Linked DNA regions of Homo sapiens: region 2 is linked to region 1. The links are chromatin contacts, found by Hi-C or POLR2A ChIA-PET in ENCODE. All regions are on one chromosome and are shown on one strand. The core of a region is the stretch at or near the end of the contact, and the rest is flanking DNA. Distances in the headings are between cores, read along the strand shown.

Evidence for each region. A loop is a pair of places that touch in the nucleus more often than their neighbours do. ChIA-PET counts read pairs that join two places held with the same protein, here RNA polymerase II (POLR2A).
Region 2: a map of tibial artery shows a loop between it and region 1 (30-fold over the local background). The contact joins the promoter of CST6 here to the promoter of B3GAT3 in region 1. A Hi-C loop is called at or near these places in 1 of 168 maps with a recorded cell type or tissue (tibial artery). POLR2A ChIA-PET finds 5 or more read pairs at or near these places in 1 of 52 experiments (activated B cell).

What each region holds. Positions count from the first base shown.
Region 1 is chr11:62,619,840-62,623,673 of GRCh38, forward strand. B3GAT3 (beta-1,3-glucuronyltransferase 3) reads right to left here and starts at 2,147. Exons shown (of 5, transcript NM_012200.4): 1 at 2,027-2,147; 2 at 658-832. The coding sequence starts at 2,108. RefSeq lists an enhancer at 1,400-1,993 and a silencer at 1,862-2,271.
Region 2 is chr11:66,010,245-66,014,078 of GRCh38, forward strand. It overlaps CST6 (cystatin E/M), which reads left to right and starts at 1,764. Exons shown (of 3, transcript NM_001323.4): 1 at 1,764-2,040; 2 at 2,582-2,707; 3 at 3,073-3,261. The coding sequence starts at 1,801. The coding sequence ends at 3,156. RefSeq lists an enhancer at 3,246-3,821.

The sequences.
Region 1 (3,834 bases), core at 897-3,396:
AGACAAGCCCTTTCAACTTTAATCAGGGGGTTTTAACTTTCTTGCCAAACGGTCCCTAAGGAGAGAGAGTTAATTCACTGCCAAGCTCAAAATTTCTTTGAAATGTTATTGTTCTATCTTATAATTTGGTAGAAATTTTGTATTTTCCTTCTAGAAAAAGAACTATTTTTTTTCTTTTTTCTTTTGTTTTGTTTTGTTTTTGAGATGGAGTTTCACTCTTGTTGCCCAGGCTGGAGTGCAATAGCGCACTCTCAGCTCACTGCAACCTCCGCCTCTCAGGTTCAAGGGATTCTCCTGCCTCAGCCTCCCCAGTAGCTGGGATTATAGGCATGCGCCACCACGCCTGGCTAATTTTGTATTTTTAGTAGAGACGGGGTTTTGCCATGTTGGCCAGGCTGGTCTCGAACTCCTGACCTCAGGTGATCCACCCGCCTCGGCCTCCCAAAGTGCTGGGATTACAGGCGTGAGCCACCACACCCAGCCTGAAAAAGAACTATTTTCCCACAAATATTTGAGTATAAATGTGGTTCATTTATCCTGTCTTTGGCATGCTCTAGTTTGAGGAACAACTCCTAGCCCAGTGCCTCCCCAAACTCCTCATCATCAACTCCAACTTCTTGGACAACGCAGACCTCTTGAGTGCACCAGAGCCCATACCTGGCATAGGTGGGGGTAACAACATAGATAGTAGGCAGGGCCTCGGGTTCAGGGGGCTGGGCAGGGGCAGGGGGTGGCCGTCGGAGTTCCGCTTGCAGCTGGGAAATCCTCAGATCCTTCTGCCGTAGCTGCTCGGCTGCTGCCCGCAGGGGAGGAAGGCAGTCACATGGCTGGCCTGGTCCCAGGAAGCATTAATGGGGAAAGAAGGTGGGGACAGAGAACCGCAGAATGTTCAGCATCCCAAAGGGCCGTAATCGTCTCATTAATTCCTAACCAATGCAGGTATCACCTTATGACTTCCCTAGTAGCCTTTTCTATACCTCTCGTGTGGGAAACTCACTGCCTCAAGCAGCAGACCCTCTCCAACTTTAATAAATTCCATTGTTACAATTTTATGTTGGATATTGAGCTGATTCCATCTTTTCTACCTGCTGGTCCTAATTTTGCCTTCTGGGCTTCTAACAAGCTCATGTCCTTAAACAGGACAGTCTTTTCAGAGTCCAAGGTGCCAACTAACCATTACACTATGGAACCCCTTTTGGACAGTCTTTCAAATACCTGAGGATAACGCAGTGGCACTGTCCCTAAATCTTTGCATAAGGGGCAGGGTTCGATCCATTCCCTTGGCTAGGTGACCAAAGACTCATTGTTAAATTCATTGATTCCATCGTAGGATAAATATTTATTGAATACTCTTCCTAGGAGGCACTGCCTTAGGTGCTGGGGATACAGCAGGGAACAAAACAGACACAGTCCCTGCCCTCATCGAGCTTTCTGTTTAGTGGAGGAAGCAGACACTAAGCAAAGAAACAAATTAATAACATTATTACAAACTGTGATGGGGCCATGAAGAAAATAATCAGGATAGAGAATAAAAGGGAATGGAATTAAGAATGGTAACTTTAGCTATGGTGGTCAGGGAAGGCCTCTCTGAGGAGGTGACATTTGAGCTAAGACCTGAAGGATGAGAAAGAGGCAGCCCGGGAAACGCTGGAAGCAAAGCACCCCAAGCAGAGGGAACAAGTTAAGTGCTTGAGAGAGTAATGAGCGTGGGGTTTTCGAGAAACTGTCAGCAAGCCAGTCTGGCTGCAGCAGAGCGAGGGAGAGGGGTGGAAATGGGGTTGGGAGAGGCGGACGGCAGCAGGATCATGCGGGGCCTTGCAGGCTCTGGGAAGGAGTCTGGATTTCATCCGAGGTGCGGCGGGTAGCCGCGGTGCGTTCTATAGAGGGCAGTGCGCCTGAGGCCGCAGAGCTGTCCGGAGGGCCGAGCGGATGAATGGTGTTTGCCGGGGGTTCATCCCCAGGGCGGGATGCACGGCGGCGGGCGCCCTCGGGCCAGCCCGCCGCACCCCCGCCCCGCCCCGCTCACCGAGCTGTACCAGCGCGTAGAGGAGGCCGGCGATCGACACCAGGAAGTAGGCGAGAAACACGTTCTTCAGCTTCAGCTTCATGGCCGCGCCGCCGCCCGCGCCCGAGCAGGCGGGGTCTGCAGGGGACGAGGGGTTCCCGCCCCAAACCCCGGCTCCTGTCCGCAGGCCCCGCCCCTGCAGCGGCTCCGCCCTGCGTCCCGCCTTCCTCGCACTCCCCTACCAGCTCCCAGCTGGGGCTGGCAGCGCCGCCAGGGCACGCTTCCGGTCATCTGTGCACCCCCCCGCCTTGTAGACTTGATTTCCGGTCCCACCGCCAGGTTCCGGGAACCACCGGGTGGTGACGTCACATCCGGCGTGCCAAACTCGCGTGGCCGGCAGTCAAAACCCCGGGTAGGTGCAGAATCTCGAGTAGGTGCACGTGGTACCTACCTCGAGACCCGCCCCCTCATCACGGAATTGCCTGAGAAAGCCAGTCCTGGCGCCCAGATCTTCACCTTATTCATCCATCCAGTCAGTCACGCCACCCAATAGCTGTTGCTCAATACTTATTACACGAATGAAATCTAAGGCCCACCACATGATCCTCTGGGTGTCTCTCCTGGAATCCTCACTATAATACTTTGAGATAGATAAGAAACCAAAGTTGACAAAAATTATGTCATTGCCACAGGGCAGTTTTGTGTCCTTTCTGGACACCCGATTCCAGCATCTCTAGTGTGTCCTCTGGCCCACATTTCTTCAACAGATGACAACAGGGGTGCCAAGGAAGTGTTTTAACTACCAGGAAATTGATTGGAAATAGTTCCTGAGCTGGGGAATTCCATGAATGCATCCCCTTCCTCCTCACAAGCACAAGCCATCCTTCTCATTTTTCCTTTAAAAAAAAAAAAAAGGGCCCGGCCCAGTGGCTCATGCCTGTAATCCTGGCACTTTAGAAGCCCAGGAGTTTCAGATCAGCCTGGGCAACAAGGCAAAACCCCGTCTCTACAAAAAAAACACAAAAATTAGCTGGGTGTGATGGCGCGGGCCTACAGTCCCAGCTACTTGGGAGGCTGACATGGGAGGCTGAGGCTGTGGTGAGCCGTGATCATGCCACTGCACTCCAGCTTGGGTGACTGGGTGAGACCGTCTCAAAAAAAAAATAACCCCCCAAAAAAAGTTTCTGGTAAAATAATCTCTGACTTGTGGTCAGTCTACAAAATGAGGGGAAGGGGGAACAGTATACTTCCTGTCACTAAAACAATGGGAAACTTTAAAAAGTGCTGTTAGCAGCTGGGCGCGGTGGCTCACGCCTGTAATCCCAGCACTTTGGGAGGCCGAGACAGGCGGATCACGAGGTCAGGAGATCGAGACCATCCTGGCTAACACGGTGAAACCCCGTCTCTACTAAAAAACACAAAAAAATTAGCAGGGTGTAGTGGCGGGCGCCTGCAGTCCCAGCTACTCAGGAGGCTGAGGCAGGAGAATGGCGTGAACCCGGGAAGCAGAGCTTGCCAAGAGCCGAGATCGCACCACTGCACTCCAGCCTGGGCGACTGAGGGAGACTCCGTCTCAAAAACAAAAACAAAAACAAAAGTGCTGTTAGCTACAAGCAGAAGCCTCTAGGTTGGGCACAGTGATCGATGCCTGTAATCCCAGAACTTTAGAAGCCTGGGAGGTCAAGGCTGCAATGAGCCAGGATCATACCACAGCACTCCCCGCACTCCAGCCTGAGCAATAGAGCGAAACTATGTCTCCTCAACCCCCGACATCCTCCAAAAGTTTAGTTTGAGAAACAGCTATCTGACCTTATGGCTATTTCTATCCA
Region 2 (3,834 bases), core at 514-3,013, 3.4 Mb after region 1:
ACAAGCCTGCTGTGAACCAAAGTGCTGACCGACAATTACCTGACATACCCGACAATCACCCTCCCCCTTTCTCGCTATCTCTTTTGCCTACTACATACAGAGGGCTGTGTAAAGCTCAGGGCCCTTGTCCACTAGAGGCAAGGTGCCCCCTGACCCCTTCTTCCAAATATACTCTTTTGTCTCTTGTCTTTTATTCCCACGTTTGCCCGGCTTTGTTCAGTCCCCCTAGGTCCGTGCGGGCTATGATGGGGTTTCACCATGTTGGCCAGGCTGGTCTCGAACTCCTGGCCTCAAGTGATCTGCCCACCTCGGCCTCCCAAAGTGCTGGGATTACAGGCGTGAGCCACCACACCTGGCAATTATTGGAGTCTTTAAAAACACAGTCATGGGCCTTGTTTGCTGGTACCTCCAGCACATGCTCACTGTATCCACGGGACAGCCAGATTCGAAACATCAATATCAGAACAAACTTAGGAGATAAGGTGTCTTTCAGACGAGGGCACGGAGGCTCTGTGTGGGAGGTTGAGGGACTTGCCCAAAGCCATGCCGTCAGTAAGATGGCAGAGCTGACATGACTGACACCCCCTCCTTCTGGGCAGTTTGTGTCCTGTGGGCTCAGTCTGGTTTAAGACCACAGATTTGACTTAGACTGTCAGCACACACAAGCCAGTGTCACCATTTATTTCCTGCCGGTGTCTTTGGGCAAATCCATTTTCCCTTCTCTGTAAAGTGGAAACTATTTTTTTTCTTTTTTCTTTTTTTTTTTTGTGAGACAGAGTCTCTCTCTGTCACCCAGGCTAGAGCGCAGTGGTGCCATTTTGGCTCACTGCAACCTCTGCCTCCCAGGTTCAAGCAATTCCCCTGCCTCAGCCTTCTGAGTAGCTGGGAATTCAGGTGTGTGCCACCACGCCTGGCTAATTTTTGTATTTTTGGTAGAGACGGGGTTTCACCATGTTGGCCAGGCTGGTCTTGAACTCCTGACCTCAAGTGATCTGCCTGCCTCGGCCTCCCAAAGTGCTGGGATTACAAGTGTGAGCCCTCATGCCCGGCCTTCTTTTTTTTTTTTTTTTTTTTTTTTTTTTTTGAGTCAGCGTCTAGCTCTGTCGCCCAGGCTGGAATGCTGCAGTGGTGAGATCACGATTCACTGACTTGAACTCCTTGGCTCAAGTGGTCCTCCCACCTTGGCCTCTCAAAGTGCTGGAATTACAAGCATGCCTAGGTGCCTGGCCAGGTAGAAACATTAGTCACTCGCGCTCCAGGAAGGTTGTCAGGCAGCGCTGAGCAGTAATGTGTCCTACTCACCTGCTGTTTATCCAGCACCAGACCTCTTCTAAGAACTTTACCTGTTTCAGCTCACTGAATCCTCACAACACCCATTGTACAGAAGAGGAAACTGAGGCAGCGAGTGGTTAAGTGACTTCTCCGAGGTTACACAGCTAGGAAATGGTGGCAACAGTAAGAGCCCACGAAGAGCTGCGGTTGGTAGTTCATTCTGGACAGCCCTCCCGTGAACCGTCCCTGTACTGGCACTTGTTGCTGGGGACTGTCGCTGTCCTCTCCCTCCCCGGGCCAGGTGTGTCCTGGAGGGCAGGGAAGCGTCTTGGCACGCGGGTGCGCGCCGCCCCCTCGGCCTCCTGGGCTCCCTGAACCTCGCAGGACCCCGGCAACTTCGAGCCCCGCCCCAGCTCCAGGCCGCGGGGGCGCATCGCGGGCGTCGGGCGGGGCGGCCCAGCGGGTAAAAGCTGCGCGGCCGCAAGCTCGGCACTCACGGCTCTGAGGGCTCCGACGGCACTGACGGCCATGGCGCGTTCGAACCTCCCGCTGGCGCTGGGCCTGGCCCTGGTCGCATTCTGCCTCCTGGCGCTGCCACGCGACGCCCGGGCCCGGCCGCAGGAGCGCATGGTCGGAGAACTCCGGGACCTGTCGCCCGACGACCCGCAGGTGCAGAAGGCGGCGCAGGCGGCCGTGGCCAGCTACAACATGGGCAGCAACAGCATCTACTACTTCCGAGACACGCACATCATCAAGGCGCAGAGCCAGGTGCGGCGGGCGGGGTGCTGGGAGGGGACACCCGGCCCAGATGGGGGAGGCCACAGGCGCTGCCCCAGCGTGCATGAAGGGGGCCTAAAAGCGCAATCGGGATATTTTCATGCAATATTTTAAAAATCGAATTAATGCTAAAACTCCACGATGGACAACCATCTAAATTTCAAGGAAAGACATAATTAAACCCTGTATTGCACTACCTGCCTTCCTGGCTTGCCTGGTCCTAGTCTCTGCCCTGATGGGGTGGATCGGGGAGGAGGGAAGGCAGGTGGGGACAGTGGGCAGCTCCCTAGATGGGGCATGTCTGATGTCTGCCAAGGCTGCTGGTGGGGCTCAGCCTCCAGGCCTCTCCACCCTCCATCCCCACCAGAACTCCCCCCCCCACCCCCCCCCACCCCCCCCCACCCCGTCTGAATCATCCCCTCTCCCTCTCTCCCCACCTGAGTGCCTGGGGGCAACAGGAGAATATATCAAGAGGTGAGAAGTGAGGATCAAGGGTCAAGACCCCTGACCTGCCCCTACCCTATGCCCCCAGCTGGTGGCCGGCATCAAGTACTTCCTGACGATGGAGATGGGGAGCACAGACTGCCGCAAGACCAGGGTCACTGGAGACCACGTCGACCTCACCACTTGCCCCCTGGCAGCAGGGGCGCAGCAGGAGGTAACAGCTGGGCTCCTCCAGCCCCAGCCCTCCCCAGAGCCTCAGGCACTCAGGTTGTCCATCCTGAACTGGTTTGGCTGGACACGTAGATGTCTAGATGTCTGGCTGAACCTGTCGTCCTTCTGGATGAGTCAGCCTCTGGGCCAAGATGGGGTGCAGAAAGGAAGCTGGGGCTTCCCTCGGGAATGGGGAAGTTGGCTACCAAGATCTGGAGTCTAGCCCCAGACATGCGGCTTGACATCCGTTGGGTCAGTGATTGTCCCTCTCTTGGCCTGGAGCAGCCTGGCAGGCAGAGGGCTGGCTGTTGGGAGGAGACAGGTCGAGGCTGGGCTCACCCCTCCTTCTCCCCCATATTCCCTCCACAGAAGCTGCGCTGTGACTTTGAGGTCCTTGTGGTTCCCTGGCAGAACTCCTCTCAGCTCCTAAAGCACAACTGTGTGCAGATGTGATAAGTCCCCGAGGGCGAAGGCCATTGGGTTTGGGGCCATGGTGGAGGGCACTTCAGGTCCGTGGGCCGTATCTGTCACAATAAATGGCCAGTGCTGCTTCTTGCATTGGTTTCTTCCAAGTGCTTCGCTTCTGCCCCCATCCCCCACTCCCACTTCTGGCAGCTCCCAGCTCCCCAGCCCAAGCTGAGAGGTCACCCTGCCACCTGCAGCAGAGCTGCTGCTGTCCCAGCCCAGACAGTGCTGAAGGTGCAGGGCTGAGCCTCCAAATGTGGAGCCCCCAAACACCCCAGCATCACAGGCATAGAGGAACAAACCTTAGAGCCCCCACACACAGCCAGAGACTCCCAATATTCTCAGAGGTCAGGGGTGGCGGCAGACTCACAGAGGAGGGGCGATGGCCTGAGATAAGAACAGGGCCGGCTGCCTGGGAGCACTCTGAGGAGGAGTCTGTGCTGTGCTCCCACTCAGCCCCAGGAGGAGCTCATGGGTGGCATGGGGGGCTTCAATCAGGCAGTGTCCTCACCCAGGACACTGAGCTCCCAGCCTATAAAGATTCCTCCACCTGCATGTGGCCCAACGATGGCAGAGTCCCTGCAGGCCAAGAGACCATGAAGGCTAGGACAGTGCCTCTCAGTCCACACTGTGGGCTCCACGCCACAAGGACGCCTCTCTTGCCTT